Linked DNA regions of Homo sapiens: region 2 is linked to region 1. A link is an interaction called in ENCODE POLR2A ChIA-PET data of the cell type or tissue named here. Cell type or tissue: B cell. All regions are shown on one strand. Each heading gives the region's core, and the rest is flanking DNA. Links, peaks and the distances in the headings are about the cores only.

Evidence for each region. Peaks named below come from ENCODE experiments on the same cell type or tissue, not always from the same donor. Only the 100,000 strongest peaks of a DNase experiment are listed, where the experiment ranks them.
Region 2: POLR2A ChIA-PET joins it to region 1 with 5 read pairs; 3 of 35 experiments call an interaction of 5 or more read pairs at or near these places.

What each region holds. Positions count from the first base shown.
Region 1 is chr5:89,307,672-89,310,607 of GRCh38, reverse strand. The region is part of intron 7 of MEF2C-AS1 (MEF2C antisense RNA 1); the gene reads right to left. Among named protein-coding and RNA genes, the nearest start is that of LINC02161, 270 kb to the left of the region's middle. In B cell, for the core only: no CTCF peak of the experiment used is centred there; no DNase peak of the experiment used is centred there; H3K27ac peaks cover 757 bases.
Region 2 is chr5:88,895,178-88,898,113 of GRCh38, reverse strand. The region is part of intron 1 of MEF2C-AS1 (MEF2C antisense RNA 1); the gene reads right to left. It also overlaps a transcript of MEF2C not described here. Among named protein-coding and RNA genes, the nearest start is that of MEF2C-AS1, 13 kb to the right of the region's middle. In B cell, for the core only: no CTCF peak of the experiment used is centred there; no DNase peak of the experiment used is centred there.

The DNA.
Region 1 (2,936 bases), core at 176-2,675:
TCACATGGAATATATATATTCCATCATATATGTATATCACATGGAATATATATATTCCATCATATATGTATATCACATGGAATATATATATTCCATCATATATGTATATCACATGGAATATATATATTCCATCATATATGTATATCACATGGAATATATATATTCCATCATATATGTATATCACATGGAATATATATATATCACATGGAATATATATATATTCCATCATATATATGGAATTCCATCATAGCATTTGCAGCGACCTGGATGAAATTGGAGAATATTATTCTAAGTGAAGTAACTCAGGAATGGAAAACCAAACATTGTATATTCTCATTGATATGTGGGAGCTAAGTTGTGAGGACGCATAGGCATAAAAATGATACAATGGACTTTGGAGACTTGGAGAGAAGAGTGGGAGGGGAGTGAGGGATAAAAGACTAAAAATAGGGTGCTGTGTATACTGCTCAGGTGATGGGTGCATCAAAATCTCACAAATCACCACTAAAGAACTTACTCATGTAAGCAAACACCACCTGTACCCCAATAACCTATGGAAAAATAAAAATAAAAAATAAAGAAAATAAAGAAAAATAGACCAAGGCACATAAAATCAATGAGTGGATAAAGAAATTGTGATACACACACACACACACACACACACACACACACACATATATATATACACAAACACACACATATCACATGGATTATATATATATATATTCCATCATATATATATATAAATCACATGGAATATATATGTATTGCGATATATATATATATCACATGGAATATATATATATTCCACCATATATATGGAATTCCTATATATATATATATATATATATATATATATATATATATATAGGAATTGATGGAATACTACTCAGCCATAAAAAGGAATGAGTTAGAGAAAGAAACAATGCCAAGCCAATAATCAATATGACATCCATAGGAAAAACAGTGAGGAGACCTATTTGACAAGAGCATACAATGCCTTAAAAACTTAAGGTGAGAAAAGTGAGTTGAAAATGAAAATGATGAGCTAACTTGCATTTCACCTTATAAGGTAAAAGACCTTTTGAAGACGGTAATTGTGTAATTGGAGTTGCCATTTATGCAATTATGTCAGGTAGTGACTTGTAAGATGGATAAGCCAGAGGAAACATGAGAGATAGCAAAGCCCAATCCAGATTTTGGTGTGTGTGTGTGGTAAATCACAGTAAAGTGAGGAACCCACAGGTGCTAGAAGGGCAACAGAAAAAAAAAAAAAAGGAATAGGAGAGGATTTGTGAGTCACTGTTAATGAATTTCTAGGTTCTGTCATCTGATTAGATTTAAAACCTGGGTTAAGAACTGTGATCTCTTCAAGATGAATTTTCAAACTTTGATGAGTAGGAGAAGCATCCCAAGGAGAATTTATCAAAAAAAAAAAAAAAGATAAGCCTAACATTAAGCATCAGGCAGTTTAACATGTATGAGTCTGTTGAGAGATCCTTTCAAGCCCCCACAGCATATTCACAAAAGTAGATTTGCTGCTTGAAATCATGAAAGCAGATGCTTTTCTTTGACCAGGACCATTACTAAAAATACCCTCCAAATTTCTTTTGTTTTAGATGAAAGTGCTGCTTAGGTAAATGCGAGCTTTCAAATTTAAGGTGCTGCTATTGTTACTTAGATGTGTTCTTCTTACTTGAGAGTTATATTTCCTGTGGCTTGGGTGTTTTCTGATAATACTAGTACATTCTGAGGGCCCCTCGCACAAATTGGAGGGAACGTCTTCTAGCCAAGCCTGACAAGGCTCATGGCTTTCCAAATGAAGGTCAGAGAGAGTACAGCATTTTGTCATGCAACTCTCCCCAGAAGGTTCAATGGAGCCGACCACTGTGACCACTGCTGTCACTGCTCAGTGATTGACAGTTACATTGCTCAATTCTGTACTCTCATTCCATTTTGTTGTAGTGAAAAATGCAGGTGATTTTGTGTCCTACAGACTTGGACTCTAAGTCTGTTTTAGCCATTTTGGTTACAAACTCATTTAATATAATAATTTTTAATTTAGAAATCTAGGCTTCATCAATTCTACCAGAGATAGTGATTTAATTGTGCAAACTTGAATTGTTATTCATTGTTTTTATACTGTTAATTGACAAATAAAAGTTGTATGTTTGTGATGTAAAATATGATGTTTTTGAGATATATATATATATCTCAAATCAATCTATTTACCTTACATACTTTTTTTGTGTGTGTGGTGAGAACCATTAAAACCTTCTCTCTTAGCAATTTTTTAATATGCAATATGATATGTAAAATAAATCTCTTAAACTTATTTATCCTTTGTAACTGAAATTTTGTTTCCTTTGGCCAATATCTTCCCAATCTCCTATCCCCTACTCCCCAGCCTCTGGTAACCACTGTTTTACTCCCTATTTCTGTGAAATCTTATCATTTGCAACAACATGGATGAACTGGAGGACATTATGTTAAATGAAGTAAGCCAGGCACAAAAAGACAAATACTACATGATTCCATTTATACATGGAACACAAAACAGTTTAACTGAATTTTTGACAACTACTAAAATGGACATTCAGGCAGTTATATGAAGTCAGAAGTAGAACCACGTACTAATCTTCCTTCCCTGTTATCCACCTTAATTATTAATAACATTTTTCCAACATACCACTTTGGTAGTAGATTTGATGATTCCATTCATTTATTTAAAAATATAAATGGGTGCCTATTATGTTCCAAGCAATGTGGTAGGCTCTGAGGACTCACAAGTAATATACACACAGATTTATCCTCAAGTGGTTTATTGTCTAGGGACAGAGAAAGGAACATATACTTTTTTTGAGAATGTTTTTGTCCAGACTTTGAGAAGATATTTATTAGGCAGTCAATGAACCCTTAAAACAATATAGGTTAAC
Region 2 (2,936 bases), core at 118-2,617, 410 kb after region 1:
GAGTGAATAACAAACGGAGAGAAAAAAAAATTATGGCATTAGAGGGACCTGTGGATCTTATGCTTCCCCTCACCTTAAGAGAGTAGCATGCAAATAAGTGCTATGGAAGAACCACCTGAGGAGCCTGTTATAATGCAGATTCCTGAGATTGCAGCTAAGTGGGCCTGAGGTGGGGCCCATGAATCTGGATTTTAACATGCACCTGGGTGATTCTGAGGCACTTTGGTTCTTTGAGCTAGACTGTTAACATCCTCACAAGGAGCCCTCTTTTGTGAAGAGGATCAGTTCTCCTGCTCTACAGTAACAGGAAAACTAACATTTAGTGATCCCAAGTCCCAAAAGATGAAAGGGAGCATATGCACACAAGTATAGACTTTACCTTTTAAAATGTATTGTCTGCTATAATTAAACACTACTGTGTTGAGTAGTTCATTTATTTTAATTATCTTATGTAGACTGGAAAATAAGTGTCATCAAATACTAGTGAAAAGCCAGAAAAAAAATCATTCTTAAGTTTTTCTTAAGTTTAAGATGCTAAATAATACAGCTTGAAATGTGATAAAACGGCTTGAGCGAACTCTTCAGGACAGTCATTCAAACAATACAGACAGTGCTTATTATGGAACGTATGAGAGTGTAGAGCATACACATTCACCAAGTTTTAGAATGCTCAGTTAATCATCACTGACCTGTGGAGTTTAAGAGCTTATAGCCCACTGATAATGTGAGAGAAACCATAGGCTTTATTCTCCTGTGGGTGAGTTTATTTTGCGGCCGTAGGCTACACAGACTAGAATCTCACGGCTACGTAAGGATGAGATGAGACTGTGTGGATGCATGAACATAAATCCTTCACAAATACTATATAACCAACACAAGCACAGACCTTATTCATTGTAAGTTAATCATCATTGCAATCATAGAGTAATTACAGTGATTAATAACAAAAAATAATCATAGAAGTTATTCTATGACCATATTATCTATAACATGCATCATCAATTGTTTAGAAATAAGCTCCTTTAGTGAAGGTATTTTATTTTGAAGTGATTCTGATAAATCAAAAAAGAATAATACCCTATGGTTCTGAAACAGAAAATGTAATTTTCCAACGCAAAGGAAAAATCCTGTTAATAACCAGTTGTGCGTGTGTGTGTGTGTGTGTGTGTAGCTTTACTGAGTTCACAACTGATACTAAAGAATTTACAACTTGAAAATGAAAAGAGGAAGCAGAAAAGATGAAGGAAGGAAGGAAAGAATGAATGAATGACAGATGGAAGGAAGAAAGGAAGTTAAATGGAATAGTTGGGAGGAAATCTGTTGGCTAGCTATTTAGCCTTTGCTAAAGGGGTCAAAAGGAATAAGAAAGTTGTAGAATGTTTCTTACTTTAGTAGTGTTCAAAATCTTTTACTTAGAATCTTATTTCTTCCTTTTGAATCTTGAGTGATGATTTTTAATATAAAATTGCATTCCATTTGATATGGATACTCTTTATTTAAAGATTTAAGACTACACTAAGTTGGGAAATATTTGTTTATGTACCCTGTCTTTGCACATAGGAAGATGCTTTATCTGTGATTTAATAGAGGAGATAGAAGGCAGAATGAAATTTGCCCTCTGTCCCTAAACCTCTCCCCAACCGTTTCAAATTCTCTCTTTCATCCAACAAGTGGTACATATTCTCTTCAAAGAGTTCTTAAACCCTGTTCAAGACATTTCTGGATAAATAATCACTAATTACACCTCTGGTGGCTTTGGTGGGGCAGAAGGGAGAGCACACAGGGTAAGTCTGAGTGACAACATAGTCACTATGGTACAAGGGACACGCAGTGGCTGCCTGCCTCATATTGCAAAGAGGGAATAGAAAAAGAGACCAGGGGAACAGGTAATGCAATGTACAATTTTTTAAGTATATAAATTTTCAAGGAGTATCTTAATATTTTGCTGATAGAGAGTTCATCTTCCAATCCCAACATTTTCAAAAACAAAATTGCTTCCTCAAGTAAGGGCCAGGTTTCCCATTTGCTTGCATCCAAGGCTTAGATCTGTGTGGACAAATGAAGTGGCTGCTGGTGGGAGGGACCTGAGACATACTGAAAGTGCTCCCTAAAACACCACCTGACCAACACAGCAGGGTATCTGTGGAAGCATGGATACTCCTTTGGATTATGAATTCTTTTCAGAAAACTTTTGAAGAGAGGTTCATTTAAAGTGATTGCACAATGATACCGTGTCATGGATTAGGCGGCTGTAGTGGCCGGCTCCTCTGATAGAACATAGTTGGAAAGAATTCCGCGGACATAAAGGGGCGGCTGAGGGATGAAAGGACTTTGTAGGTCGCATCAGTGGAAGGCCCAGAGGAGAAAGAAGCACTCGTGAAAGAGCTATTACTGATTGTAAAAATTGCTGCTGGGTGAGTGGAGCATGCCAAAGTGAAAGCAGGGCCTGCTGAAGGTGAGTATAGGGAAGAGAGTGATGTAAAGACAAACTTTCACAACATCACAACTGCGCATATGCTACACAGATAAGAGCCCTGTTTTAAGAGGAGTTCACTGGGATCTAATAGGAAGCCACTAATTCAACATATTTATGCTCAGTTCCCTTAAATTTAAGATTATATAATGAATAAACAATTTAGAAGATGTCTGAGGTAACTAAAAAATAAAATCTTGGAGCATCATTCTGGGCAAATGGGTATGTCATTACTTTCATAAGTCTGATGAAATCCAATAAGAATACCCCAAAAAAGTTTATCTAAAGACAATATTATATAGAACACTGACAAGGATAATATAGTTAGCAGTCCAACATGTAAGACTTCTTGATATAATACATATTAACTGAATAAACATACGACCATAAATGTTTATATTTACTTTATATATCAAATACTTTACATAAAATAACTGTTTGGAAGCATGAAACTGACAGAAAA